2 separate regions of the Homo sapiens genome follow, and region 1 is linked to region 2. A link is a loop called in an ENCODE intact Hi-C map of the cell type or tissue named here. Cell type or tissue: chondrocyte. All regions are shown on one strand. Each heading gives the region's core, and the rest is flanking DNA. Links, peaks and the distances in the headings are about the cores only.

What was found. Peaks named below come from ENCODE experiments on the same cell type or tissue, not always from the same donor. Only the 100,000 strongest peaks of a DNase experiment are listed, where the experiment ranks them.
Region 1: it touches region 2 in a loop (2.4-fold over the local background); 18 of 110 quality-filtered maps call a loop at or near these places.

Annotation. Positions count from the first base shown.
Region 1 is chr5:127,865,820-127,881,871 of GRCh38, reverse strand. It overlaps CCDC192 (coiled-coil domain containing 192), which reads right to left. Exons shown (of 7, transcript NM_001317938.2): 6 at 6,211-6,334. Among named protein-coding and RNA genes, the nearest start is that of CCDC192, 170 kb to the right of the region's middle. RefSeq lists enhancers at 5,836-5,915, 5,926-5,975. In chondrocyte, for the core only: CTCF peaks have their summits at 5,999 and 6,203 (motif pointing left); no DNase peak of the experiment used is centred there.
Region 2 is chr5:127,751,426-127,767,477 of GRCh38, reverse strand. It overlaps CCDC192 (coiled-coil domain containing 192), which reads right to left. Exons shown (of 7, transcript NM_001317938.2): 3 at 13,103-13,210. Among named protein-coding and RNA genes, the nearest start is that of CCDC192, 56 kb to the right of the region's middle. RefSeq lists an enhancer at 14,074-15,273. In chondrocyte, for the core only: CTCF peaks have their summits at 9,579 and 9,786 (motif pointing left); no DNase peak of the experiment used is centred there.

The sequences.
Region 1 (16,052 bases), core at 5,063-7,562, 120 kb before region 2:
GGATACAATAGGTGTTTTACTGAGTTCTGCTAAATAGAGCTGTAAGCATTTCAGGTGTGGAAATGATGGAAGGAATCCGCCTTGGGTTGTGATTATTTGAACAAAGTAAAATCAACAAACAACACTCAGGCTGTAAGTAAGTTTCCTGCTGTGCCAGTTTTGTAATAAAGGGGCTTTTCTTTTCAGCTGAACTTTCCATCGACTTAAATCGTTTATTTCCTTGGAGGTAATTTAAGCACACTGCCAATGAAATAGTTTACTGTGTTTATGTTTTTAAAAAGAAAGAAGTTTGGTAGCACACTGTTTCATTAATTTGAATATGAATATGCCTAAAAATATTCCTAATATTTTGGAACATCCCTCTGATCCCTCTGATCAGAAGACCTGAATGACAGACCTGAATGACCTATAGACTGCTTAGAAAATGAACCAAGCAAGGAAAAATCACACAGAGGTAAAAAGGAGTTCTAATTTATTTGGAAACATTTCATTAATCTGCTTGTTAGAACTGTAAGCATCAGTTTGTAACTATAACAGAGAAATAGCTGAATATTAATCTAGGTAACAAATGTCACTTAGAATCAACACTTTTTTCCCCTTCTTGCCATATAATTGTTACAACAAAGCAAGCCTTCAGAGTAGGTGACCATGTATCACTTACTGAAGGCTAGAAGGGGACTCCTTTTCCAAAGTGGTTCACTCTCTATTTATCATGGGGTCTGAAATATTTATTATGGGGTCTGAAATTATACCACTGGAGATTTATTTCTTAGATCATGAAGGTCTTTTGTTCATTGAGAAGAATCGACTTTTAAAGTACAAATACCCATGGTATGGGTTGCTCATTAAGTATTACACTGTATGTATGTATCTATATTTTATTTTATTTTTTGAGCTCGAATCTCACTCTGTCACCCAGGCTGGAGTGCAGTGGTGCAATCTCGGCTCACTGCAACCTCTGCCTCCTAGGTTCAAGTGATTCTCCTGCCTCAGCCTCTGGAGTAGCTGGGATTACAGGTGCCCACCACCATATCCAGCTAGTTTTTGTATTTTTGGTAGAGATAGGGTTTCCCCATTTTAGCCAGGCTGGTCTCGAACTCCTGATCTCAGGCGATCCATCCACCTCTGCCTCCCAAAGTGCTGGGATTACAGGTGTGAGCCACCGTGCCTGGCCTATACTATATTTTAACTTGACCACCAGCTGAAGGTGTATTGGAGATGTTTTGTTTTTTTTTTAATTTATTTTCATTTTATTTATTTATTTATTTTATTATACTTTAAGTTTTAGGGTACATGTGCACATTGTGCAGGTTAGTTACATATGTATACATGTGCCATGCTGGTGCGCTGCACCCACTAACTCGTCATCTAGCATTAGGTATATCTCCCAGTGCTATCCCTCCCCCCTCCCCCCACCCCACCACAGTCCCCAGAGTGTGATATTCCCCTTCCTGTGTCCATGTGATCTCATTGTTCAATTCCCACCTATGAGTGAGAATATGCAGTGTTTGGTTTTTTGTTCTTGGGATAGTTTACTGAGAATGATGGTTTCCAATTTCATCCATGTCCCTACAAAGGACATGAACTCATCACTTTTTATGGCTGCATAGTATTCCATGGTGTATATGTGCCACATTTTCTTAATCCAGTCTATCATTGTTGAACATTTGGGTTGGTTCCAAGTCTTTGCTATTGTGAATAATGCCGCAATAAACATACGTGTGCATGTGTCTTTATAGCAGCATGATTTATAGTCCTTTGGGTATATACCCAGTAATGGGATGGCTGGGTATATACCCAGTAATGGGATGGTATTTCCAGTTCTAGATCCCTGAGGAATCGCCACACTGACTTCCACAATGGTTGAACTAGTTTACAGTCCCACCAACAGTGTAAATGTGTTCCTATTTCTCCACATCCTCTCCAGCACCTGTTGTTTCCTGACTTTTTAATGATAGCCATTCTAACTGGTGTGAGATGGTATCTCATTGTGGTTTTGATTTGCATTTCTCTGATGGCCAGTGATGATGAGCATTTTTTCATGTGTTTTTTGGCTGCATAAATGTCTTCTTTTGAGAAGTGTCTGTTCATGTCCTTCGCCCACTTTTTGATGGGGTTGTTTGTTTTTTTCTTGTAAATTTGTTTGAGTTCATTGTAGATTCTGGATATTAGCCCTTTGTCAGATGAGTAGGTTGCGAAAATTTTCTCCCATTTTGTAGGTTGCCTGTTCACTCTGATGGTAGTTTCTTTTGCTGTGCAGAAGCTCTTTAGTTTAATTAGATCCCATTTGTCAATTTTGTCTTTTGTTGCCATTGCTTTTGGTGTTTTAGACATGAAGTCCTTGCCCGTGCCTATGTCCTGAATGGTAATGCCTAGGTTTTCTTCTAGGGTTTTTATGGTTTTAGGTCTAATGTTTAAGTCTTTAATCCATCTTGAATTGATTTTTGTATAAGGTGTAAGGAAGGGATCCAGTTTCAGCTTTCTACATATGGCTAGCCAGTTTTCCCAGCACCATTTATTAAATAGGGAATCCTTTCCCCATTGCTTGTTTTTCTCAGGTTTGTCAAAGATCAGATAGTTGTAGATATGCGGTGTTACTTCTGAGGGCTCTGTTCTGTTCCATTGATCTATATCTCTGTTTTGGTACCAGTACCATGCTGTTTTGGTTACTGTAGCCTTGTAGTATAGTTTGAAGTCAGGTAGTGTGATGCCTCCAGCTTTGTTCTTTTGGCTTAGGATTGCTCTAGAAAACCCCATTGTCTCAGCCCAAAATCTCCTTAAGCTGATAAGCAACTTCAGCAAAGTCTCAGGATACAAAATCAATGTACAAAAATCACAAGCATTCTTATACACCAACAACAGACAAACAGAGAGCCAAATCATGAGTGAACTCCCATTCACAATTGCTTCAAAGAGAATAAAATACCTAGGAATCCTACTTACAAGGGATGTGAAGGACCTCTTCAAGGAGAACTACAAACCACTGCTCAAGGAAATAAAAGAGGATACAAACAAATGGAAGAACATTCCATGCTCATGGGTAGGAAGAATCAATATCATGAAAATGGCCATACTGCCCAAGGTAATTTACAGATTCAATGCCATCCCCATCAAGCTACCAATGACTTTCTTCACAGAATTGGAAAAAACTACTTTAAAGTTCATATGGAACCAAAAAAGAGCCCGCATCGCCAAGGCAATTTCATTTTATTTTTTGAGACAGAGTCTTGCTCTTTCACCAAGACTGGAGTGCAGTGGCACGATCTCAGCTCACTGCAACCTCTGCCTCCCAGGTTCAAGCAATTCTCATGCCTCAGCCTCCCAAGTAGCTGGGATTACAGGGATGCATCACCATGCCTGGCTAGGAGATATTGGTTTTGCCTATCACTCCTTTCCAGTAATGAGATATTCCTTTAAGAAAGTGGATTTCTCCTAATCCAGCTCTGTGCTTTTCGTAGGAGCTGCCAGCTGGAGCATTCTCCTTCCCCACATTTACTCCCTCTACCCTGCCACCCAGTGGTGGGGACATGACCACAGTTTGTTCAACCTTATTTCCTCAGCCCTGGCCACAAAGATTGGTTCATATCCACAGATGGGTACCCAACCTAAGCTAGGACTGAGTTCTTTCTTGCACTTTCCAACTAGAGTTAGTGGAAAAATGCTTTCTTTCTTCCCTGGAGATTATATGATAAGGAGGGCAGCCCATAGCTGCTTGTGGCCATATTTCCATTCTCTTCTGAAGTCTAGCCTGAGAGAATCAAGTCTCAATGCAGAGAGAAGCAGAGGTGAGTGACACCGTTTCCTGATGGTACTTTAGACTGGAATCCATCTTTAGAGAGAAGCAGAGATGAGTGACACAGTGTTTCCTGATGGTACTTTAGACTGGAATCCATCTTACTCCAAGGCTAGTGCAATGCTCTCTCTTGGTTTGTTTACATGTGCCGGTAAATCACCCTTTCTCCTTAAGCTGTTATGACTGGAGCATCTTTCATTTGCAAACAGAGGTCTGAGAACCCAAAACAAACATTTTACAAGATAATCAGGGGAGTGGTGGTGTTCTAGGTCCAGAAATATGTGTGTGGGGGGGTGGGCCAGCCCTCATTGTCCTGTGATTAAATAGGGGTCATTGTGTATTAAAGTTACTGGACATCTTTTCACACTTTATTCTGAAGTGAATTCAGAGGCCAAGGTGACCAGATTTCTGAGAATGCCAGTTAATATTATTCTGGGACAACAATGGCCTTGACAACCTCCCGGACTATTGAATGTGGGTGAGGCTGCAAGGGGCCTGTGGAAGAGCAAGAATGTGCAAATATTTGATTTAGGATCTTAGTGCTAGATGTCAGTCGACTGACTTAGTTTCCCCACCAAATAAGAGAAGCAACATGTAGCTCCAAAAGAAAATCACTGTTTTGATCCATAATGGATCTTACAATGACTGGCTTTATTTAAATTTTAAATTTGCATCTGTTCATAAATACCCATGTTTTTCTATACAGGTAGTTTAAAAAAAAAATCCACAAAAATAAAGAGAATAATGGGCAAAAAAAGGGTAAGATTTAATGTTTTCTTCCCTATCCCAAGCCATTAGAGTTCTAGTCCCTCAGTATTATTTAAATTTTGCCCTATCAAAATATCCAAGAAACAAAATTGTCATTATACAGTAAATAATATTGAAAAAAATGAAACTAATAAGAATTAGAGACCTTGCGATTATATATATATATTTTTGCACCGGGTTTAAAACGCAATTGAAAAGTTGAAAGCTTCTCGTAAGCGAGCTGGGGAACTTTCTCCAATGTGCTCTACAATCATTGTCAGTTTCTTCTAATGAAACCAGTGGAAAATCTGGCTAATGCCTCAGAATAAGGACTTTTAAATGGATAATATTCTGTGACGGATTTTATTCTTTTAGGTTTCATGGTGGTAAAAGCAAATTTACAAACTGCCTTTATGTTGTTTCATTGAAAGAAAAAACTGTTTCAAGTTCACAATGTTACATGGCATTTGAATCCTGGGAAAGCACTATACGAAATTGAAAATGAATATCAAATTCACATGAAAAGCTTTACCATGTAGTCAGGTGCTGGGAGTGTCTCCCTTTCTGAAACTACCACATCGCCTGCTTCCTCCTCCTCCATTTGATTCTGCATTGCTCCTCTTTTTCCACAATTACTCATGAGTAATAAAGAAAGCCAGAGTAAGAACGATGGCATGTTCCTGGCTTTGCAAGAGTGGCACACATCAAAGGAAGACATTTTTCCCAGGAACCACAGCTTTGCAAGAGATTCACCAGGCAGGAGTGAAGTTTGATATTACTGTGACATAGCAGAGGGAATGCCCTGAGTCTCCCAAAGCTGGGAAAGGCACACTAGGGTATGGTCAGCGGCTGCTCTAGAGGGTGACTCTCCAAGTGTTGCTTGTGCAGTGGCAAGGTAACACACATCTCTAAGCCTCTGCTTATTCTTAGGGAATTCTTAAATGTACTTACCTTAGAGGTTATTCTTAGAATTAAATAGACATGGAATGCTTAGCAAAATACCTGGCCCATAGCACTGTATTAATTGTTAACTAGTATTCTTGCTAAAATTACAGTCTGAGATTTGGAGTTTTTTTGTTTGTTGTTTGCTTGTTTGTTGCCTAATGGTGTGTTTATAATTTGTTAGCTGGAGAAGTCTTTTTTTAAAAAGTCAGAACCAATGTGGCTATTAACAATTTTCTGAACTACCCACATTTCATCTCCAGCCAGCCTTCTCTGCTTGTTTCTGGTTCATTTGCCTATTGGTAAAAAAAAAAAAAAAAAAAAAATTCTGTTCTCTTCCCTGTGCCCTAGTCTGTCAGCCTGTGCTTTCAGACAGCTCTGTCTCACTCCAGAGCTCAGTCCCTGCAGGCACCTGCCTTCCTTCTTACGCCCTGCCCTCCCCCTGCTACCACCCAGCTTGTGCAGTGACACTTCTCAGATCTATTTCAGTCTAGCTCTTCAGCCTCACAGACTTTCCCTTAACGAGCAAACCGCTTATTCATTCCCTGCCCCTCTCAAGGTGAAAGTGAATCCAGCCTGGAGTTAGTAGTTCATGTGCTGTCTCTACTGGTGCCACACAGAGGTCAGACCAGGCCTGTAGCCTCGTTTTTTTTGCTTCGTTGCCAATACAACTACATACATCACCCAGCTGACGGGCCAGTGTGGATCTGTCACGTGGTAATACTGACCTCTAGGGGCTGGCTTTCCTTCATATAGAGTCTTTATCTTCTCATTGAGTTCCAGAACTGTGATGGCATTAGCTGTTGCCAAATCAGTCTGTAGTTTTTTCACTTTCTTTTCATGCTTTAGTTTCTTAAAAAAAAAAAAAATAAGAGTTTCCATCACTAGGGACAGACGCATCAAAGAAATAAAAGGAATGAATGATGTCTGAACAAACACTGCCTTTGAAGCCTGCTTAGATGAAACACTCCCTGTTTATCTAGATTGAGTCCTGTTTGAGGTTTGTGAAACAGTGTATGTGCTCCTGTCAGAGTGTTTGAACCCTCAACAAAAAAAAGCCCACTCTCTTCATCATAGTATCTTTTACACTGTTGAAGAGTTTTTACCTGGGTCAGAACCCTGTTGCTTATAATAGAGGCAGTTAGAAGAACTCTACTTGCCAGTTGGCATTTGCCACCGAGGTACTAATGCCTACTAGTATCAGATTTTTTTTCCCATCTGTAAGTAGACTCATATGAAATAGAGCCTTGATTCTAAGTCATTTCCCCCTCAACACCATAATGGTTTGCTTTCAAATACACTCTAAAGTGTGATACGACCACCAAACGCTGGTGTTTTCTGATATTTAGTATGGGATCCATACAGGGAAAGTGTCAAGGGTAAGAAAGCGTCAAGCATAAGAATGGTTTTTAAGCAGTAATGAACAGGAATGCCTTACTCTAAAATAATTTGATTTATGAGATCGAAATCTTTGGGAGAACTGCATTAGGAACTTGTTACATAATCAAAGGATTCACCTCGAGACTTCATGACTCGAAAGTTCCTTTTAGGGTTTCAGAGTAGATTTGATTCATTAAAATTGGATTTATCTGCAACTTTGGAGAAGCTGTCTGTTGTGAAAGGTGTTGCATTTGCGCTTTCGTGTTGCTTTTGTATAGCTACCTTTCCACTGAAGAGCTCACCTTGCCAAGTCTTTGTGGGCTGGTAATTAGGAAGCCGGGAAAATAATCTACTAACATTTCTTATCAGACATAAATCTTGAGATAGGGAAGGGATGGTTTTTGCTCACTAGGTAAGATCATATTCTTCCCTGGCCTCTGAAGGCACTATACTCAGGCAGTAGGGAACCACTCTCCTCTTTGAGAGTAACACCAGTAAAATCAATTTATCAAAAATGGTCTTAAATAGAAACAGGCCTCTCATTTCAAAGACCCCTCATTTCACTTTTTGCTTTGTTGCCAGTACAACTACATACATCATCTGGATGATTTATGAGATCTAAACCTTTGGGAGGTCACCCAGATCAGGTTATCTTCTAGACCCCAAACAGGAAGATCAGCACTTCACTAAAGCTTAGTTAATGGCATGAACATGGCTAAAAGAAATGTGTTACTCGAAGGAGAATGGTAGTCATGGAACTTCTTTAAGGGGAGTTAGAGGGTAGAATTAGGCAGGGTTCAGCCAGCACAATCCAGGTGAGAGGTACCGTGAGCCACAACACAGAGGCCTGGTTTTCATGGCAGTACTTGTAAAGAGGTGGCACTAATTATTAGAATGCATCCTCTGGGTGTCAGACACGATGCTGGCCAGCTGTTGAAACATGAAGGCTGATAGTCTCTGCCTCCAAGTCATGAAGACCTTCTAATGAATTCCCTTCTTCTGAGCCTCCATTCACTGAAAGCCTTCATAATTTGGCCTGTCATGTAGATTAATTCAGGAGAGACCAAGCTGACCAAGAAATATGTCTGGGTATTTGACAGCTGGACAGCTGTGTTTTTCAATTATTAAGTTGGCATTTTAATATATACCTCTGTCTCTGGTGAGTTGGTTTGGATCAACTTGTTCATGAGGATCTCATCTATCCCAGGCCTGTGGTGACAGCACCTTGTGAGGTCCTGGATGGTAACCATTGACCTTTTCCACTTCAATACTGTTCCATGCTCAAATTTCTACACTTTCTTTTTACAATTTAGAACTTTGGAGATATAGAGTAGGAGGAAGGGCACAGAAATGAAAATTGAGAAAGTGGAGAGAATGAGGGAAAATGAGGCAAGAGAGATTGTGAAGGGAGTGCTAGAAAGTGTCCAAAAAGAACTAACAATAATATGTGTGCTGAAATGTTAAGGACTAGGTGTGCTGATGAGAGCAAGTTGCACTGAAATGCATAAATAAGACAGTTTGATAGAGAAACAATAGATACGTGTTAAACCGAAGATAGTAAAATATTCACTATAGAATCTAGTTTTTGAGTTATATGGGTGTTTACTATATAATTATTTCAACTTTTTTGTATGTTTGCAATTTTTCATTATAAGATATTAGGGGGAGAAAGAACTGAAGATTTATCTTCCTTACATTGCCCCTCCCTTAATTCTTAATAAATGGTATTCAAATTCTCAAATCATGTCACAACTATTCATATGCAGATATGTATTTTTCCAGAAACTTTTCTCAAAGTATGCATTGACAGTAAATAAACACAAGAAAAAATAAATGCAGTGAGGTGAGAATTAATGAACAGTCACTAGGAGCTGGCATGGTGTCTGTCACTAAGAAAAAGTCTTACCAAGCTACATTTTCATTTTGATGGAATAATTTGATGGATAGAATGCAGGAACTCAGTGGACAGACACAGGGGTTCTCAATATCAGTTAAGAATTTCACCTTTCTAGGTACAAATTTTAACTCTTTTTAAAAAAATATTCAATTACCAGACCACTTTGCTGTCTGTCTTTTATGGTGATTATATGTTCTGTCTCTTCTTACTATTATATATTTGTATATTTACCTTATAATCTGAGAAAGAAATTGAGACTATTTAGTTTGGAGAAGACATTACAGCATACAGGGCAGTCATGCAGTTGACTTTAGTTACCTAAGGGACTATTCAAAAGGAGAGGAAGCTGAGTCAAACAATGTTGTTCTCAAGATAACATGAAGAACAATGGGTAGAAACCATGAGGAGGCAGATGTTGGCACAACATGAGAAAGAGCCCTCCACACAATCAGAGCTGCATCCAGAACAGGATAGGATGCATCCTGGCAAAGACCTCCTGCTCTGGGAAAGATCAAGCAGGGACTGGATGGACATCTTCAGGCAGGCCCTTGGTGACCTGTGGGACTTGGGTTGAGAGGTCACTGGAAGTTGGGCTTCCCTCAACTCTTTCCACTTCTGGCTTTCTCCAGCTCCCCGAGGGGCACAGCACATGAGTAAATGGACATCTCAGCCCTCAAAGCCTCCAGGGTTGGTACAGTTGGTATACTTTAAAGATAATTCTGGTATTTGTGAGAAGCTAGATAAGAAGGTTAACAAAGCCTGTGCGTCCCTTAGAATTCAAGGATAATGTGAACCAAAATATCACTTTATTATTTAGCTATAAGGGAGGAGAAAATGAAATTTAAATTAAAAATTGGATAAAAGACTTAGATTGGCTGTCTAACATTTCTGTTGAGACCTTTTGATTACTCAGATACATTTAAAAATAGTTCAACATCTTCATCTTTTTTTTTCTTTTCTCCAGAAAGAACTGCTCTTTGCTATTAATTCATAGCTTTAACCAAGCCCTTTGGGCATTTCAAACAATTCAATTTGCCAACATGTTTTTTATTAGTCATAGACATCAAATGATTTCAGCAACAATAATATTTTCCTTGCTGTTTGGCGTTCACTAGCCAGGCAACCCAAATGTCATACTTGAATCTAATGCAGTCTATTATGGTCTCCTTAGTAACTAGGAACTCTCTTTGGTGATTACTGAAAGGATAGGAAGGCTTTATAGCTTGGAGGTAAATTCCTATTACCGTGCTCTTTTCCTACTTCTCCTACCGGGTGGAAAGAGGGAGGAAATCATGTATTTGTGCAATGTTTTGAAAAGGAAATATCTATTCGTATCATATTGCTGAATGGCTTGCATTATTCCAAGTTAATGAGAATTAGAAATAACCAGGGAGCTATTCATAGAAGAGCGTCAACACAAAGTTGCCAGCACTGTTTAAAATTTCTGGGTATTTCCACATACTTTAAACCGTGGCAATTACCCAATTGCCTGGCACATGACATTTCTAAGCCTTAGATTCATGTCATAGGACTACTGTGGGGATCCAAGGACATAACATAGAAATGACATTACCCGACACTATGCCGTGTAGTAGTTATGTCTTTCTGGTTTTGTCATTACTCTTAAAACACATAAGAGAAATTTTCAACTCTTCACTAAAACACTAAAGTATCTTTTCTAAGCACTTTCTCTAAGTATACTTTAGTGTTTTAGTGAAGAATTGAAACGTTACAGAAAATAAAATGGGAGTTATCATACTTTACAGAAAATAAAATTCATACTTAATTGAAAGCAAGATGTTTCATTTCTTCTTCTTTTTTTAGAAATTAAGTTTTCTGCATGATTACATTGATCTCCTCACTTTGGATGGGTAGACAAAACTTAATGTTCTGAAAACAGACATGCAAATAGCCTTGATTCAATCTCCTGCCAGAGCTGGCCCGGTGCCTAGGCAAAGTCAGTGGCTGCCTGCGTGTAATGATGTGAGGAGCACTCCAAGGCACTGCCTCTTGCTCCTCACGGCAGCTCTCTCTTGGGCCTGCCAGGGCAGAGCTTCCTCCCACTTTGTCTGAAATTTACTCTGTCCATCCCAGCCTCCTTCACTTAGAGAGCCTGTATAACAAAGGGGTTTTGTCTTCAGTGGCCCACTAGCAAAATGCTCGCTATTGAAGACATAAAAGAGAATTTGGTTTGAATACAGAAGGTATACATAGGTTCTTCCTTGCATTTCTCTTCTAATAGCCAATCAATAATAGTAATGAAACTTATAAATAGTGATAGAATTTGGATACAACTTGTCTTTAAAAGTCAATTTTACATGTTTCGTATTTATATACCCTCAGGAGAATATTATAAAGTCTAGGGATGTCAAATATGTGTCATGTATGTTCTTTTTCAGTTCATGGCAGGCCTTTGATTTGGGGATTTTTTAACCCTGTGTTGCACCCCTGGATTCACAATCGTTTAGTCGCACTTTCAGCAGCCACTGCCCATTGATGAAACCTGTCATCCGTGTTAGTATCTCTCTATGTAGACAAGAAAGTTGAGCTGCCAGAGTTCAGCTGGACCTAATCCTTGTTGTATAGTGAGTAGACAGCTAAATGGACTTGAACCAAGGTCTTTTTATTTCCAGATGTTGATTTTTCTTTCCAATGACAACTTCAGTCTGCACTAAGCAATAGCACCATTAGTTTTTTTGTTTTTGTTTTTGTTTTAAGTTACTTAAAGGTAACCTAGAAAGGCAATGTGACAGCTTGGTTACAAAAATTTAGCATTGAAGTGTGCTGGTGAAGTGTGATGGCATTTATTGCATGAGTTGCCAAGATATCTTTAGAGACCCTAGGAAATAAAGGAAAGATTTGATGAACCCAGCTAAGGGCACTCTGAGCCAGGTATTGTTCTTTCCCTTTAGTATCTTTCCTTGGAGTATCCAGAATTGATTCTTGTTATTGTGACCATTCTGTTGAGTCATCTAAAGTGACAAAGAATGGATCAGAAGAACCTTTCTTACAAATGCCTCGAATGAAAAACAATCACAAGTGCAAGACGTAGCTTTTTCTTATTTAATTTGATAAAGTTTTGGGGAGCTAGTTGATACACAAACCCTTAGGAATCACCCTAACCTTGACCCAGAGCCTGACCCCACATGACCACTGGTAGGTGCTTGATAGCCAAGAGAGTCAGATCTTGGAAATCAAAGCTAACACCTTTCAGTTCTTTGCAGTAGCCCTCCCATCTGAGTCCCAACTCATCTTATTTTATGTTGCAAAATGCTATAGAAATATATTTTAGTTACTCCTGAAACCCAAGGTTTGGGATTTATAATAAAAAGAAAATGAAATCCCAGTAATTCAACAAACAACCTGACTCACTATAAGGGAAGAGTTTGCCTATAGTTGGAGGAAAGTCTCAGTTTTTTCCCTCTGTAGGATAAATAAATAGTTATTAGATACAGAAGTGGCATTTGACAATAGATGTTCTGCTTTCCAGGATGCCTGTATAAGTGTTTATTTAAGAGAAACTTCAAATTAATACAAGATAAAGGGATAACCTTACACTTGGGATGAATTCCAGTGATAAGATAGAACTTTCTAATAGTAGAGTTGTCCAAAAATTGGAATGTTTTGCCCTAAAATATGGCACTGTTCCCTCCCCTGCATGTGGTAGACAGGCCATTGCTGGGAGTGTTCCAGAGAGGTGCTAACAGTTATTGGCCACCTACAATATGCCAGGCATCATTCTGAGAACTTTATATGTACTAGCTTATTTTATTTTATTTTATTTTTTTGAGATGGAGTTTTGCTCTTATTGCCCAGGGTGGAACGCAGTGGTGTAATCTCAGCTCGCTGCAACCTCCACCTCCCGGGTTCAAGTGATTCTCCTGCCTCAACCTCCCAAGTAGCTGGGACTACAGGCACGTGCCACCAGGCACAGCTAATTTTTTGTATTTTTAGTAGAGATGGGGTTTCACCATGTTGGCCAGGCTGCTCTCGAACTCCTGACCTCAGATGATCCACCTGCCTCGGCCTCCCAAAGTGCTGCGATTACAGGCATGAGCCAGCGTGCCCGGCCTCATTTCATTTTTGTAGCAAGCCAATGAAAGAGAAGTATTATAAATCCTATTTTTAGGTGCAAATACTGAGACACAGAAAAGTTTTAAGTATCTTGCCCAAAGTGACATGGTGAGTCACAATTTAAATCTCTGCGGTCTATCTCCAGATTTTGCCTTCTATCACTATGCTGTGCATGCCTCAGTGTCTTACCCAGTGTCCTACATTGTGGGGAGTTTTGATAAGATGGCATTTCAGATTCTCTCTTTTTTTTTTTGACAGAGTCTCACTCTGTGACTATGGGCGCCCACCGCCACGCCCAGCAAATTTTTGTATTTTTTGGTAGAGACTGGGTTTCGTCATGTTGACCAGACTGGTTTCGAACTTCTGACCTCAAGTGATCTGCCTGCCTTGGCCTCCCCAATTGCAGGGATTACAGGCATTAGCCATCACACCTGGCCAAGGCATTTCAGATTCTATAAATCTATTTTAAAGCAAGGGAAAGCAGTGTCTAACCTCTGACCATGAAGTCTTATAGACATGGACTTCACCACTGAGTATGAATTAGAGTCAGATGGAATCATCAAATCTTGGATGACACAGAATTGGATGCCCTCTTAGAGGACAAACTGTCCAGCGTTTTGAAGATGGAGAAGTAGAAACAGAGAAAATGAAATAATTTACCAAATTCATTAATATAAAGCTCCAAGAAGCAAAACTCAGAGCCAGATTTTCTGATTCCTTGTCTTATTGCCCCCTTCTCTGACCCCATATTATGCTGCTCCTTGGCCATAAGAACTGAAGAGCAATGGGATGGCTACGTCATGGGAATCTGCAGTGGGACCTAAGATTTTTTAAGTGTAAGGTTCCAGTATCAGAAGTAGCGGGACTTTTTGGCAGGCAGCCTTCACTTAAACCCCCTTTACAGAGAGCCAGGGAAGACTGGGCTCTGGCCCCTTTATGTAGTATACATAGACAGGGAGAAACGTCCAGGAAGTTGATAGAACGGTCTAGGCAACTAAGATCTCGCCAACTTGAAAAAAAAAAAAAAAAGAAAAAGAAAAGCTGGATCAATGTCTACTAGCAAACCTGTTTTCACAGAGCATTATGCTATATGCCATATTCCAACCCATTTCTGAGATTAAGGAGGTTCTACTTGCAGGTTCTTTTCTTTGGGTAATGCTGCCAAATCTTTTTACCCAGTAAACATCAATGAAGTTGATAATCAAGATTTTTGAGAAAGAAAGAAGCTATCATACAATAAATAATTTTTCATATTACCAGCTGAGCATAGCAAAGAAAAAACTGAGAGCTCAAGCAGGTCATGTGAAAAGAAAATGTAGACCAAGGAGGAGATCTGGTAAAGCAAGATCTCCTTGGTCTTACAATCTCAAATCACACCCTGAGAACAGACAGAGAAGTGCACTGTCACACCTCGCAGTGCCTGGCAGGAAGCTGTTTTCCAGTCCAATTCCCCTTGGGGACAGAAAGTGCCCAAAGGGCCAAAGCTACATATGAAGCAATTTCAGTTTCTTAGCCCCACCTCTACAGTTGTTGGTATAGTATCATTGGCAAACATCTGTAAGAAGTGACGTGGGTAGAAGAGCACAGAAACCAGAGAGGATCGAATTTACAAGTGGTGGAAAAGAATTCCCATACCTGCTTAGTGAAAGTGCTGCTAAGCTCTTCTAACATGATTACAAAAATAATGAAGAGCAATAACTTTATAATCGGTCAGATACTTTGCTTTTTCTGTGTCCAGCACTCCCTTTGAACTTGACTGAAGCTGTCTTCCAGAAGAAAATTAATAGCTATTGGCCATCTGTGACTTATCTGGGATCAGAAAGCACAGGCATGTGTTCAAGGACCGGAAAATTGAGGTATTGAAGTACCAAGGTACTTAATTCACCTTTAGAGTTTTTGGTGTAGTAAGGAAAACCTAATTAAATTAACTTTCCCAATGAATATTCTTCTCCTTTACAAACCCCACTCTGCCCCGAAGGCAGTGAAATTTCATGTGATACAGGTTCAGTGAAGTACAAGAGCTGGCCTTAAAACAACTTACAAAAGATAAAGAAACCAAAGTAGAGAAAAGGAAAATTATCATAAGAGGAGAAATGATGCTTATAACAGCATGAAATAGCTTCACACACTGTACAGGAGAAATTAGAGAAAACAGCCAAGTGGGAGGTTTTCTGTGATATGTATTATTTTCCCATAAAATACAATATTTTTTTAAAAACTGCAGCTTTCTTGTGGCAGAGTTAATTTAGACATTTATAGAAGAAATGTCTACGTTTAATGTGAAATGGACGTGATCTCATATAAACATGTTTTCCGTGTTAAAAGCAAAGGAGTATGTAGGTGAATGTTTTGAAAATTGCTGAGTTGCATGGTATTAGTTAATAATGTTACTGATATTAATACTTTAGAATCTTTATTCTTTATAAGTAAAACTTCTGAGAAAGTAATTGTTGGCAATGAATCATGTGAGCACATGACTTTACAGTATTATCTGTAAGTTGAATATTATATAGCTGCAATTAAATGAGTCAGTTCTCTAATTTTTCCATTGCTTTCATCTAGTATGTGTCTGGAAACAAACAAAAAATGGTTTTGTAGAGGCAAGAATCTCAAGCTAAGTTTTTTCCTAAGAAAATGTAAAATTTTCCACTGACTTCATTAGAAGCAATGTGTGATAGTTAATTTGACTAAGGGCATTTAAACGCATATGGAGAAATTACCAAAAATTAAAGCATCAAACTTGGCTCCTAGCTCAAGATGTGGTTTTCCTTTTTGACTCTTTTACTTGAAAGGTAATATTCCCTAGAATATCAAACTGACTGGGCAATGTAAGAAGTTAGAATAAGTTGATGAAGCAGAGATTTTTTTTCCTTGGGGTACTCATAACCACGTAGCATTGCTGAGCTGCAGAACTGATGCTAAATGGTCTGCACATGCTGAGAACAACTACTTTTATCTAGAACCGCAGATAGCGTTCAACAGTTTGGTTGTTATTCCTACCCTGAAAGCTCTCTGTTCTTGATTTTCCTCTTCTCAGTTATCTGTTGTAACACAGGGAGCACGGTATATAAAAAAAAGCTCAGAGGGGACAGCAAATGCCACTACAATTCTATCCTGTTCTTTATTTAGAGAAACCAAGTTCCTCAGGGTACTATAGGCACAAAGCAAAGAAAGGAGTTGATCTGCAAATAAATTACAAATGTGATCTTGACAACGATA
Region 2 (16,052 bases), core at 8,516-11,015:
ATAGAGCTACTGCAAAGCAGACAGCTCTCAATCCACAAATCCAAGTGTACAAAAAATAGCACATTTTTTACTTTCTATAAATCTTATTTCAACGTTAAGTCCTCACCTGTAGTTACACAACCGTTCTCGAAGATCTCTCCCCACGGTAGTTTACCCATCTGGGAACCCTATATATCTTCAGGGCACTGGCAATGCCCTTTCTCGTCCCACCAGAAACCCTTGTGTGGAATCCTAGATCCTACAGGGTAGCTGACATTTCACAGGGGCCTGGGACACATTCCTAGGATACAACACTCCCTCTAACTGGCACATTCTCAGAGCATTTTCATGGAACAGGGTACAGGCTTCCCATGCTGGTGTGACTCAGTGAGCTGACTCTCTACTTTCCAGTTTGGGGAAAAGGCACTCTGCTATCTTTGAGTCTGTCTCAGGAGTCTCCCTTTCTCTCAAGGCCTTATTAGTCTCTTTGATGGGTTTAGGCTTTTGGAAACAAAAATTAGGCAACTTCAGGGAAAGTCCTTGAGGTTAGGAAATACAGAGTCCCCTACTCTGAATGAGGAAGGCAACTGTTCCCAGATGAATTTTAAAGCAGGAAGTGATTGTTCCCACCAGAATGGAATCCTAATTCAGCTTACTGCTTCTTTAGAGAGTGTGTGGGTTCCAAAGAAAACACAGAATACTCAAGATGAGAACAGAGGAATAGAGATGGGAAGTGGGGGTGGACAAGGACACCACACACTCAAAGTGGCAGGATGAAGCAGCAGTCCATTGTGTTACTAAGGGAAACAACCTGAGACAACATATTTGAGGTAGTTCGAGTAAGTGAAACTTTAGAGTTCGTACTTTTTTTTTTTTTTTTTTTTTTTTTTACACAGGACGTGAGTACATACACAGATAATAATGGACTTTGAAGTAAGAAGTAGACATCTTGGATGGGGTAGGACAAGAATAGAATAGAATCCACAGAAGTCCCATGGCCTGAAATTAAAATCTAGAAATGGTTAGAACTGCTCCCTTATTTATATTAGGTAACAGGTTTTTGTTTTGTTTTGTTTACCAGTTCCTTAGGGAGGAAATTGAATTTGATTGATTGATTTCATAACCCATTATATGTCCTCTCTAGAACTTTTTTTTCCTATATTTGCCTGCATATTATACTCTGTGTAATCAGTCATTCTCAGCAAATGCCTCTCTGCTGTTCACCATGTTAAAGAACACTCCCTGGAGGTATTTTTCCTTGACTGAGCAGATCAGACTCAGACCACTGACACCAAGACTGCTCTCCATCTTAGGCAAAACCAGAGAGAAGCCTTTACCCTTTCCTCCCTTAAACCATTCTGAAAAAGGCATTTATCTGCCTGGGTGTGCTATAAATTTAAAATCATCCCGTCAGAATCAGAAATGCAGTGTCAACGTAGGGCATAAGTGAGTGGGATGGGTTAACATAGGGCATATTGTGAAAATAGGCTTAAGAAGCTGACAACAGGCAGTGGAGGAAGAATTTCAGTGAGCAGGGAAAAACCAAACAGACTCAGGGAGCTTAGACGCACAAATACTGGGGATCAGGAAGAAAACGAAGAGTCTCCATAATATGGACAACTCCTTTTTCATTCACGGTCTTTGGAAATATGAATAAGGAACATGTTCATTTCATTGATATCCTCCTACTAATTGAAGGACATTTTCTGTTCAGTGATAGAGTGACCAAATGTTACAATTACCAGCCACTGATGAGGCTCCCCTCTTTGGAAGTCTGTTTAGCATTTACTATTTTGTTTATTAATAAAATTATGTTAATTTACTATCTATTTTATGTAATGGTGGTTTCCAACATGATTCATATTCCCAAACAGGCTGTGCTCCTTGAATTACACTCTACAGAGTCATAAATCAGCAGTTTGTAAACTTTTGATGCTCAGGACGTTTTTACACCTCTAAAAATTACTGGGGACTTTAAAAAGTTTTTGTTAATGTGGGCTATATCTACTGATATTTATTGTATCAGAAAGTAAAACTTAGAAATTTAAAAGTGCTTTTATTAATTTGTTTAAAAATAAACTCAGTATATCCTAACACAAAAATATATTTTAATTAAAAATAACTCTTTCAAAACTAAACAAAAATGAAACAGTAAAAAAGTGGTATTGTTTTACATTTTGCATATTTCCTTAATGTCTGGTTTAATAAAGGACATTGGGACTTTCATATCTGCTTCTGCATACATTCTGCCATGTAGAATCTGGAAGACTCTCCTCCACCCATAAAAGAATGATAGTAGAAAAGAATAATAACCTATTAGTATTATTATCCAAATAATTTTAACTATTATCCAAATCTTTTAACTTTAAAGATCATTTAAGAGTGCTAGGAACCTCCAAGGGACCTGCTGGACAAAATTTTGAAGACCTCTGTACTAGACCACTGCATGTCACTATACACTCATTCAATAACCTCAAGAGATTTGCATTGGTGTAACTCCAGACTTCAACATTAAACACTTTCTGAGGCTAATAAATGAGATCTTCATACACAAAACACATGGTCTTCCAAAATTTTCTCCCTGAAGCTCCAGGGACTGAAAAATAGAAGAAAACCTATTTCCAGGAAATGGCTTAAAATAAGCTGTCCAACCTGCAGCCCGTGGGCCACATGTGGCCCAGGATGGCATGGAATGTGGCCCAATACACATTGGTAAACTTTCTTAAAACAGTATGAGGTTTTTTGTGAATTTTTTTTTTTTAGCTCATCAGCTATTCTTAGTGTTAATGTATTTTACAAGTGCCCCAAGACAATTCTTCTTCTTCTAATGTGGCCAAGAGAAGCCAAAAGATTAGACACCCCAGAGTTAAAGGATCTGACATAATATCCAAGGATTGCAAGATTCAGAAGATCTAAAAAAGGAGATTAAAATCATCCAAAACTTGGATGAAGAATCTATAGCGTAAGTGGTAAATTGAGCCTGCATGGAGTTGTCCATAAGAAATGAATCATTTTTAACATCTAATGATTCTAACATAAGATAGTTGGGTAACCACAGGTTACGTAGTCACCTGAAACTTGGGATCTGTCTTGAATCCTACTTTCCCTTCAACTTCTACATTTAATTAATCACCAAATCCAACTCATAAATATATCTTGTCTCTGTCTTCTCTCCACCAATAATTTAGGCCTTTATCATTTCCAAACTGGATTTTTATAAGAGCCTACACATTGATATGCCTGGCTTTGGTCTCTCAAATCTGTCCTTCTCAGTCCCTCACTGTTTTCTCTCTTGAGCACAGATCAGAATGTGCCTCCTTCAATGGCCCTCCTTGTGTAGGGGTCAACTCCAAATGTATAATGGAAAAAACATGGGCTTTGACAGAAAAGGGACAAGTAATGAATTCTAATTTGGCTTAGGACCTCAGAGGAGTTACTGTCTGAGCTTCTTCCATGTGTTATATGGTATAGTGGGAGACACAGACAAGCAATTATTATCGGCGGGAGGTGGGAGAGAGATTATGAAAGCACCTAAGGACATCTAACCCAAACTTGAAGGAAGAAGAAGTGCATTTTGGAGGGAATGGCATCTAACTGAGGATCTGAAAAGAAGTCTCTTGGGGTTCTTTGGATAATGAGTAAGGCGATAAGAGGAAGTAGAGAAAGTTAGCAGAGAAATTCTAGGCAGAAGCAGAGGGAAAGGGGTGTATTAATGATAATTTGACTCTAAGAAATGAGGCCTTTGTTTTTTCTAGATTAGAAAGGTGAGAGAGGATATGATACCTTTAAAGAACTGAAAGTGGTGTAATAGTGGTATACAGGGAGTGGTGTAAGGTAAAGCTGGAGAAACAAGCAGGTGGTCGGATCATAAATGGCATTGTAAGATCTGTTAGAGGACAGATTTGACCCTGACAGTGAAATCAGGCTAATTTAAGATTTAAAGTTGAGAAATATGAGATCTTTGTTATAGAACCTTCATTCTGGTGTAGTGTTGAGGAGTCATTAAACAAGGGCCATAATGAAGGTAAAGTCAGGAGAGGCACTGCAGAAGGTAGCCTGGACAAAAATGGTGATAGTGGAGATAGAGAAAAAAAGATGGATTCAAGAGTGATTTGGGAGTCATCACCTGTAGTACTCAGCAATTGATTGCATATGAGGCATGAGGAAAAGGAAAGAATCAAAGCAGCACAGTGTGGCTGGTGGCACTGATCACTGGCCTAGGGAATGTGGGAGAAGGAACAGGTTTGGGGCAAGAAGCAGGTAAGTTGAATTTTGGAGATGGAGATGGAGAGCTTGAGTTGTCTGTGAGAACCTTGGTGGAGCTGTTCAGTATACATAATTAGGTCTGAAGTCAGGGAAGACCTGGACTAGTAGTGAGGACTTAAGGCTTTTCAGCAGATTGTGTATGCTAAAGTCAGATCACCAAGGAGAGTCTATAGAAGGAGCAGACAAGAGGGCTGCAAACCCACAAAAGAGCTTTCATCATTTGCAAAATGGCATATACAATTTTCCAGGACTGTTTGGAGAAATACATAGCTAAAATTCACAGAAGTACCAAACAGAATGCCTAGCTCATAGTATAAACTCGATTAATATTTATTGAATGAATAATTGAACAAAAGCATATACCTAACTTACTAATTTATTTGTAGACAATAAGCAAAGGGAAAGTTCATTTACCATCTCAAAGAAAATCTCATGAACAAAATACAGGTTAAGCCCATACACAAAGACACCTCCTCCTAACAGCAGAGCCATGACTCTTAAGGCATGAGGCTTTTTGCTTTTTCCAAGACAAGAAAGTCACATTTATTAGCACCGGTCAGCTATTTAAAACTGACCTCTGTTTGATCTTGACATTTACAAGCAAAAGGAAGTTTTTAGTTATGTAACAGGCCAACAATCCACACATCCCGCCTGCAACAACAATATACTACAGAAGCCGATTTGTCATTGTGTTTGACTCTATTCAAAACAACACCATCTCTTCACCAGCTTCTATTTTTTTCCTTGCATTCTCTGAGGCTACCAATTTATGCCAACAACCCAGTAACAAGATGAAGATGAACATCTGCTTAAATGAGAAGTTGTTGGATTTTGTTTTGTTTTTTAATAAGGAGGGAACTTGTCTGCTGTAAAATCAATCAGAACTCTGGCTAGCCAAATTGTTTAATGAAGTTCCTGATAACTGGGCTTCATGTTGATAAGGAACTCATTTTGGGTCAAACAGACTGCTTGTGATTTTATGGCATTAAAGTACACTTCAAAATAGTTCTGAAAACAAAAACTCATTCACAAAACTCATGATTTCAGATTGGCATGTCAAGCATAATTTCTGAGCATTTGCAGAAATGAATACTCCTACCAAGGGCACATTGTTTATTTCAAATAAACTTGACATCAAAAGATCCACTGTTGCATATAAACAATGAAAAAAAAACAGAGCATTTTTTGGATAATCTCAGTATGCATCAGATTACTTTTAGCCACTCAATACACAAATTCAGTATCAAAAATTTGCTGGTATCTTTGTTCCTTCTATTCCTAAACATAAAGAAAAGATAGACTGGACACTAAGATGTACTAAGAGAGAAATAATGGGAGTTTTGTTAGGGCCTTAGGCATAAAATGATTCATAATTTCTTGCTGATTAGAGTCAAACATAACTTATTAGTTTTTTTGGTGGGGCGTTGTTTGTTTCTAGTCCAAGCTTTATAACAATACACATAAATATACCTGAAGAATTTAGGGTAAATATTAGCAAAATAGTTAAAACTCTCAAGAGAAAGTAAACTATTAAAATCCTCCCGTTTCTTTGAAAATGCCATCTTGAAGAGAAAACCTGAGCCCCAAGAACCTTGATCTAACCTAGAGCAATAATTTGGCCTTAGGTTTTATTGTTTCATATCAAAAACAACAGGAATAACACACACACTCCAACATACACACACTCCAACATACACATGCACATAGAGCTACAGTCACCAGCTTCTCAAGGACAAGGGCCCACAAGGTTATTCTCAGGAACCAGACTTCCCAGTGGGATTTAAGTTTAAGCGTAGTCCCACAGATACCCTTTAGTGTGGCCCAGCAAAGTATTTAACACCATCTGAAGCTCCATGTATTTTCAATGTTTATTTGTTTGCTATCTGTGTCCTCCAGTAGAATGTCAGCTCCATGAGTCAGGGGTCTTATCAATCTTGTTTACTGCTGTGTTCCCACTTCTAGATATAGTACCTGGCATATAGTGAATCCTCAATAAACAATTGTTAAATGAACAAATGAGTGCTGACCAACAAAAACAAACAAACAGAAAAAACAGCAAAGAAACTAAACCTGGCTTGATCTTGACTTTGAACAGCGTGCAAAGCCACAAATGCCCCAAATTAGGTTCTTGCAATAAGCCAGAATGGGCTTGAAGGGGAGCAGGATGTTGGGGAGCCAGTCAGAATAGATACAAGTCTTTTTCAGAACGGAGTGTTTCTTTTGCGTTTTTGCCTCCTCTTGAATTTCCTTTAACTTTCTTGTTCATTCTGACAACATACACATAATATTTTCTTTCTTCAAATACAAATTACGGGTAATTTATCCCCACCTCTTACATTCCAGGAGTCTCATCATACGACTCCAACAAGGAGGGGTATCTTAGAGTTCAGCTCTTGCCATCTTCTGCTAACTTAAGACTTGGTTTTCTGTCTTGCTGAGATTATCTCTGCAAACTATAACACGGGGCTCTTGGAGCATTATTATTTTTCAATCTTCCTAAAACTTTCCTTTTTTTTTTTTTTTTTTTTTTTGAGACAGAATCTCGCTCTGTCACCCAGGCTGGAGTGCAGTGGCGCGATCTCAGCCTGCCACCATGCCCGGCGAATTTTTTGTATTTTTTAGTAGAGATGGGGTTGCACCGTGTTAGCCATGCAGTTGGAGAACACAGGACAAGGGTGAAAAAGAACCTCAGCCTGAAGATCTGGGTTAGCATCTGGTACTAAAGCGAGATGGGAACTTGTTATAAATGTAAAGTTTTGAAACTTACCTCATCTCGCTTCAGTACCAGATGCTAACCCAGACCTCTCATCAAAAAGGGCAACTTTGCAAGAGTTTCCATGGGAAATCATTAGGCATCTTCCTTACAGTACTGATTTGGCTGCTTCTGCCTTATTTTTGTTTCCCAGTCTTAAAAAACCTTTAAAGAGCACTCAGTTTTCTTTAGTTAATGATGTAAAAAAAAAAAACCACTGTATTAAAATGGTTAAATCCCCAGGACCCTCAGTTCTTTAAGGTGGACTAAAGGGCTGGTATCATCACTTCAAAAGTGTCTTGAAATTGATGAAGCTTATGTTGAAAAATAAAATTTATAATTTTTATTTTTATTGTTTAATTCCATTTTTCCATGAACTTTAAAAAGTTTTCTCATATGTAACTATATTTTGCTAGGTATGGTACCCAGAAGATATATGAAATGAATTCTTACTACATAGTCCTTACTGGATTCACCTCCTGACACCCTCCCTGCCCCAGCTTGCCAAGGAAAACAGCTCCCAGTCTGTACAAAATCAGATAATGGACAGAAACAGACAGAAGCTCCAAGAGATGAAGCAGAAAGGAAAGACAAGGTTAAAGAACTAAAATCCCTTTACCAGATGAAGAGATGAGAAAGAGTAGAAGAGAAAACTGGATAGTAGAAAAGCCAGCCAAGTTATGACAAGGGAGCTTGGGTAGCGAGCGGGGCAGTGTGTGTGTGTGAGAAAGAAAGACTTTTGTGGTAGGTTGGAACTCGTTAATTTATGTGGCTGAAGGCATAAAGAGAACTACACAGTTCTGCTATGACCACTGGTAGGAGTGAAAATAAACAGATGTTTTTGAGAACCTACTGTCTTAGTTCATTTGGGCTGCTATAACAAAATACCATAAACTGGCTAGCATATAAACAATGGGAATTTCTTTCTTTCTTCAAATTCTAGAGGCTGAGCAGTCCAAGATCAAGGCACCAACAGATCTGGTGTCTTATGAGGGTCTGCTTCCTGGTTCACAGATGGCAGCTTCTTGCTCTGTCCTCACATGGTGGAAGGGGTGAGGGAGATCCCTTGAGTCTCTTTTATAAGGACACTAGTCCCATTCCTGAGGCAGTGCCCTCAAGAACTTATCATCCACCAAAGATCCCACCACCACATACTATCATATTGTGGATTAGGTTTCAATATATGGTTTTTTTCTTTTTGGCAGGGGGACAGAAACATTCAGCCATAATAACCACAAAGGGACAGAGGGACAGATACCTATCCCATTTAATAACAGCCTCACAACAGCCCTATGTAACTAGCATGTTTACACCCTCCTAGATAAGACAACTGTAGCTGGGGAGACAAAGTGAATTGCCCAAGGCCATAAAGCTAGCAGATAGTGGAGCAGGAACAAAGCCTGGGCTCTCCCTGATCTGATACCTGGAGCTGGGAACCAGAAGCCATTGATAAATGGGAGAGACTCTGGGCTAACACTGCTGCCAAAAGGAATGTTACCTCATAAGCTCTATGTTGGCATGCATCTGGATCCAGACTTCATTGCAAAAGTATGGGTTTTCTTGACACTATCTTTTGTCTCAGCACAAAAGCTGTATGGTCTATTTGCTTGTGTATGGTCATAAACAGCAGTCCACCAGAGTCCCTTTCCTTGTCCTCTTATATTCACTGGTGATAGAAGCCAGCACACATGAAAAAACTATTTTTTATGGGCTTCTCTAGAAATGCTTTTACTTTTCATCTTTCTTTCACATTCCTAACAGCTTTTCTCCCTTTTATTCACCCTTTTTTTTATCTATTACCCAACATCCAGGCATTTAGTTTTCCTCCCACCTGATCTTAACCTATGGGAAATACAATAAAGTATTTTCTTAAGCAAAACTTGGTAATATGTTGAGTGGTTTATCATTATAACCTAGGTTAGAAGTTGGAGCCAAATGACACTTTCTCACTCTACTTTGGCTGAATTGGTGCAGTTATTTCTCAAAGCCTTGACTAACCCAGATTATAAGTCTTAATTGCAAGTTATCCTGATCCCATTATTTCTTTTATTTTGACATTAGTGACTTGGCTGCAGAGAAATAAAGAATAATTGTAAGCTAAAGTGAAGCCCAACAAAGAATTCTGTTGACTGTGTGACCTCATCGGAGGAAGTGGCCACAACCTTCTTATTTGTTGGCTATTTCTAATTTTTTTCTTTGTAACAGTGGACCTTGCTGAAGGAGACCTTAGAAATGCCCAGTTTGCACAAATTTAGGCCCAGGACCAACAGATGATTAATGCAGGTAACAACACTAGGCACCTATACTTTCCATTCTGAGTTAAATCTGTGTTCTCAGAGGCAAAGCTAACAGATAAGGTCTTGAATAACAGTGAGATTAACCCTTTTCTCAAAGGCAGGATCCATTGTTTGATAATATTGCAAGCTTCCACTGCTTCATTCCAGCACAAATCTTGGTTCTTGTCGTGTCTTCCACACTCCCCACCTCATTCTACTTCACCCGGCTAGCCCATAATTTGGGTTACCAGTAAAGGCAAGCTAGCATTCCCAACATCCTTGTGACAAATCCTAAATTAATGACATTTAGAAAAAGCCTTAACGTGTACAGCAGGCAAAAATATTCCTTCAAACACACACACACACACACACATACACACAGATTGAGAGAGAGAGAGAGAGAGAGTGTGTGTGTGTGTGTGTGTGTGTGTGTGTGTAATCCTTGTCTTTAACACTAAAGACAGTCTTACTGCAATCCCTTAGTGGCATGGCCTGGTAAGGAAGACAGTGGCACCCAGTGGACAAATGTTTGATTGTTTGTGACAGGTGTTCTATTCTGAAATATTCTCAAGAACATTCTTAGGAAATATCAGTTTCTCCCCTTTCCCTATCCTCTCATCCATATGTTTTTAATGTTGACTTAAATTTTAAAATAGGGGACAGAGGACTGTTCTTAAAGTTTTTATGTTTTCAAGGAAGAGACTAAACATTGGAGAAAGCAAAAATCTCAGGATTAAATCCTCTGACAACAGTGTTGATTGACCCCTCTCAACAGTAACAATGAAGACAGCCAGATCTCATAAAATGCTCAAGTTAATTAAAAATATAATATTGAAAATGGCTGCAATGTGCTTTTACACATCATACTCTCCCTTTCCTCAAACTATGGCCAACTTCCAATTAAACTCACTTGGTTATGCAAATTTGGCAACTTCAAGAACTATCCTTTAGTACAATTAACATGTACAGATCCTGCAACTTAATGCTATTGTGCAGTTTATCTTGGAGTCATATAAACACCTATTTTCATTCTCCATGTCTTCCAATTTTTCTATTCTCTGTGAGCTACTTGGGTAGAGAAGCTCTGGCTTACATGTCTTTCCCACAAAACACCTAACCAGCACCTTACTTATGGTAGGTACAAAAAAGTTAAGTGAAATCCAGTTTCCATTTTATATATTTAATCTGCTATATTACTGAAAAAATAAATACATCTAATTGTTTGGTGTTATATAAAGAGATCATCCAGCTAAGAATCTTAAATATTAGGAGCTATTTGTGAAACCACCTTTGTAAATTATAACTGAGGAAATTATGACAGTGAGAGAAATAAGACCTAACCAACTCTATCTTGCTTCTAACCCTTAAGCTGTCCTTGTTCATTCCTGGGCATAGGCCGAACTAACTTTGGGAAGGAATTCAGTTCATGGTTTGACTCTGAAACAAAATTGATAACAGCCCTTTCCCGAAAAGACCCTGTTCTTGCCTGGGGTCCAATCTGCCCTTGCAGAACTACCAAATTAGCTGCAAGATTAGAAATTACAATTTAGGGTTCATGCAGCCTGTGGCTGAACCTCCCCAAATTGCTCCTGGGGATAACATCACTATTGTAAAGCTTAAGATCAGTGCTTCAGATATTTTGCAGATCCTGCACTCGATGGATCAGCTGACACCACTCAGATGGTAATCTGCCCCAACCAGTTCTGCCATCGCACCCAGGAACAGAAGACATTAAGAAAACCTAACTTCGAGCTCCTATGATTCCATCTCCAACCTGACCAACCAGCACTCCCCACTTCCCGGGCCCCTCCCCGTCGAATTATCTTTAAAAACTCTGATCCCTGAATGCTTAGGGAGACTGATTTGAGTAATAATAAAATCCCGGTCTCCTGCACAGCCGGCTCTGCGGCTCTGTGATTTACTCTTTCTCCGTTGTAATTCCCCTGTCTTGATAAATCGATTCTGTCTAGGCAGCGGGCAAGGTGAACCCATTGATTGGGTGGTTACATTTGCATTGGATAAAAATATTTCATCAAGAACAAAAATAATGTGTACTTTTTTTTTTTTTCTTTGAGACAGAGTCTGGCTCTGTCGCCCAGGCTGGAGTGCAGTGGCGCAATCTCGGCTCACTGCAAGCTCCGCCTCCCGGGTTCACGCCATTCTCCTGCCTCAGCCTCCCGAGTACCTGGGACTACAGGTGCCACCCACTACGCTGGGCTAATTTTTTTGTACTTTTAGTAGAAACGGGCTTTCGCCATGTTAGCCAGGATGGTCTCGATCTCTTGACCTCGTGATCCACCCGCCTCAGCCTCCCAAAGTGCAGGAATGGGTACTTTTATGAGTGAATTCAATCTTACTGATTCAAACGAGAAATCATTAAAAGCCATTTGATTACCAAAAAAAAAAAAATCCTATATACCTTCTTAGTGTAACCTAATCCCAGCATGGGTGCCCTTTTTTAGTTATCCATTGAAAAATCTTTCCCAATTTGGAGACTCTGAAATTCTTAGTTTTTTTTTTTTTTGCTTTGAAATGGTACCTTATGTTTATCATTACGTTCTTGGTAATTCTTAATTTTGCCACAGTTCGAGGCTTGTTTTTGTTTATTTTAGAAAAAAAAAAAAACAACAGTTGGCAGGCTAGAGCTATGGCTTGAGGCTGAGATGGAAACTTTTCCAAAAGGGCAACACATTTTTATTAATTGACACAAGCCCCCTGTGACCGCTTGCATCAATCGCATTTAGTCAGTAAACAATAAATACATGCCAAAGTAAGGGATGCACCTTTTTTGGTAAGCTGAAAAAGAAATGAAGGGCATTTGTGTGTGTATCACTAAATTATATATTAATTATACTTTTTCTCATAACACAAGCACCTTTCCTCCTTAGTTTCCGCTAAAATTCTGATGCAATTAGGTTTCACTATACAGGGAGACTACCTTTATTAAAAGTACCTTAAAATTCTTTTTTTCCAATGTATCTAAAATATACTTTTATCTAAATGTATCAATCCAGAAGAAATTAATAAACATTTCTAACATTGCAGGGCCTCCTCCATCCTTTTCCCTTCACTGACTGTCACCAAAAGAGAGCACTGGGGGACCGAGACTCCAAGCAGTTTGTCCCCTGGGGCCAAGCCTCTCTGACCAGGGGGAAAGGCAACAATAGCTGCACTATTTGCAAAGTATAATCTTATTGGGAAATGTTCCAGCCCTGGTCTGAGCTTTACTTATACCCACAGCCACTGTCTCTGAAATCATGGAGCTGCTGTACATGCAAAGCACCTATAACGTGTCCAGGCCACCTGGGGCAGACCAGGCTCCACTTATCACCTGCTGCTTTGCTTCTGTAAGTTTCAAAAACCCAAGAGGGATGTCAATATTTGAAAAACTCTCTTCCAAGTAAAGTTTCCTAAAAATAAAAGAAAATTACTTCTGCATGGCTCCAATAGGCTTTATTTTATCTTTGAGCTTATCTGTTTATAATGCAAATATGCTTTGCTTATTCAGGAAGATCACTTAGTTAAAGAAGGTTTGCCTAACTCATGGCCTGTGGTGAATGAAAGTCAAATAAAATATAAAGATGAAAAAAGTTTTAAACGCTGAAAAGGTCCATACAGACTAAAGTAAGCACTGTTATGTCTAAAATGAATGGAATGCTGTGTGTGTGTGGGGTGGGGGGGCATACTGCAATGTGTGTGTGTGTGTGTGTATGTGTGTGTGTGTGTGTGTGTATCAGTAGAGGGAGAGGTTAAAACGTGTGTTTACATTTACACTTGCCATGCTGCACACTGAGGAACATTTGTTTCCAGTTCCCATGACAGGTGTTACCTGTTCAGATAAAGCTTTAGCCTTTTCTTCTGCTTCTTTCAGGCAAATCTCCAAGGACTCAAGTTGGGCCAAGGTAAACGCCATCTGTCCAGTATCCAGGGACGCTTTCTTTAAAAAAAAAAAAATCAAGTATTACTTTTTGACATGGATAGTTTGAGTGCATCTCAAACAATCTTATGGACTTGATAAGATCCATAAGAGTTTATCAATGATAGGCTTGATAAACTCACACAAATCCTCCCCTTTTCTTAACATGGAAATAAAACAGCAAAATGTTTTAACAATAGTTTCATTTAAAATATACAAAGTAAAAAGAGTAAAAAATAAATGATGACAATGAACAGCTTTAGAAAGTTAGATTAAATAACTGTCATTGGAATTTGACTACTTTGAAACTTTTATTCTTACTCCAAAAGGTTAGGATGAAAATTTCACATTCCTGATGGAAGATGTCACCTAGAATGCCTATGTTTTTAACAGTCATCTAACAGTAGGAACAGAGTCAACTGAACTCAGAGAAACCCTGTTTCCTCTCATCTTCACCTTCTTAGCATATGTCATTAAAGCAAAGATACCACATGTTTTAGAATCAGATCATTCTTCCCCAGAGCCTGGCTAATATGACTTAAATTAGCAGATGTGTAGACTCTGCCTGTCAAGTTTTTTCTCTTTTTTTTTTTTTTTTTTCCAGGCAGAGTTTTGCTCTTGTTGCCCAGGCCGAGTGCAAGGGCACGATCTTGGCTCACTGCAACCTCCACCTCCTGGGTTCAAGCGATTCTCCTGTCTCAGCCCCTGGAGATTACAGGCACGCGCCACCATGCCTGGATAATTTTTATATTTTTAGTAGAGACGTGGATTCCCCATGTTGGCCAGGCTAGTCTTGAAATCCTGACCTCGTGATCTGCCCGCCTCAGCCTCCCAAAGTGCTGGGATTGCAGGTGTGAGCCACTGCGCCTGGACTCAAAATGTTTCTAAAGTTACTTTTTCTCAGCTACAAGCTGAAGAGTATGCAAAATTGGTAGGAAAACACAAGGTACAGGCCTTTGTGAGATTAGAGCACTTCCTAACTACTCTTTTGCTATTGTGATACTTAATAATTAGAAAGAAATATGAAAAGTTGGAAAACCTTGTACATGCTAGGATGATGACCTTCCTATAGCTTGGCTGTGGGTGTGTCCTGTTTTCTTGTGAATACTCCTGCTGCAGCTGCTTCCAATTAACCCCACAAACAATGAACTGCGAGGAGCCAAGATGGCCGAATAGGAACAGCTCCGGTCCACAGCTCCCAGCCTGAGCGACGCAGAAGACGGGTGATTTCTGCATTTCCATCTGAGGTACCGGGTTCATCTCACTAGGGAGTGCCAGACAGTGGGCGCAGGTCAGTGGGTGCGCACACCGACGCGACCCAAAGCAGGGCGAGGCATTGCCTCACTTGGGAAGCGCAAGGGGTCAGGGAGTTCCCTTTCCTAGTCAAAGAAAGGGGTGACGAACGGCACCTGGAAAATCGGGTCACTCCCACCCGAATACCGCACTTTTCCAACCGGCTTAAAAAACGGCGCACCACGAGATTATATCTCGCACCTGGCTCAGAGGGTCCTACGCCCACGGAGTCTCGCTGACTGCTAGCACAGCAGTCTGAGATCAAACTGCAAGGCGGCAGCGAGGCTGGGGGAGGGGCGCCCGCCATTGCCCAGGCTTGCTTAGGTAAACAAAGCAGCCCGGAAGCTCTAACTGGGTGGAGCCCACCACAGCTCAAGGAGGCCTGCCTGCCTCTGTAGGCTCCACCTCTGGGGGCAGGGCACAGACAAACAAAAAGACAGCAGTAACCTCTGCAGACTTAAATGTCCCTGTCTGACAGCTTTGAAGAGAGCAGTGGTTCTTCCAGTACACAGCTGGAGATCTGAGAACGGGCAGACTGCCTCCTCAAGTGGGTCCCTGACCCCTGACCCCCGAGCAGCCTAACTGGGAGGCACCCTCCAGCAGGGGCACACTGACACCTCACACGGCAGGGTACTCCAACAGACCTGCAGCTGAGGGTCCTGTCTGTTAGAAGGAAAACTAACAAACAGAAAGGACATCCACACCAAAAACCCATCTGAACATCACCATCATCAAAGACCAAAAGTAGATAAAACCACAAAGATGGGGAAAAAACAGAGCAGAAAAACTGGAAACTAAAAATCAGAGTGCCTCTCCTCCTCCAAAGGAATGCAGCTCCTCACCAGCAACGGAACAAAGCTGGATGGAGAATGACTTTGATGAGCTGAGGGAAGAAGGCTTCAGACGATCAAATTACTCTGAGCTACGGGAGGACGTTCAAACCAAAGGCAAAGAAGTTGAAAACTTTGAAAAAAATTTAGAAGAATGTATAACTAGAATAACCAATACAGAGAAGTGCTTAAAGGAGCTGATGGAGCTGAAAACCAAGGCTCGAGAACTACGTGAAGAATGCAGAAGCCTCAGGAGCCGATGCGATCAACTGGAAGAAAGGGTATCAGCAATGGAAGAAGAAATGAATGAAATGAAGCGAGAAGGAAAGTTTAGAGAAAAAAGAATACAAAGAAATGAGTAAAGCCTCCAAGAAATATGGGACTATGTGAAAAGACCAAATCTACGTCTGATTGGTGTACCTGAAAGTGATGGGGAGAATGGAACCAAGTTGGAAAACACTCTGCAGGATATTATCCAGGAGAATTTCCCCAGTCTAGCAAGGCAGGCCAACGTTCAGATTCAGGAAATATAGAGAACGCCACAAAGATACTCCTCGAGAAGAGCAACTCCAAGACACATAATTGTCAGATTCACCAAAGTTGAAATGAAGGAAAAAATGTTAAGGGCAGCCAGAGAGAAAGGTCACGTTACCCTCAAAGGGAAGCCCATCAGACTAATAGCGGATCTCTCGGCAGAAACCCTACAAGCCAGAAGAGAGTGGGGGCCAATATTCAACATT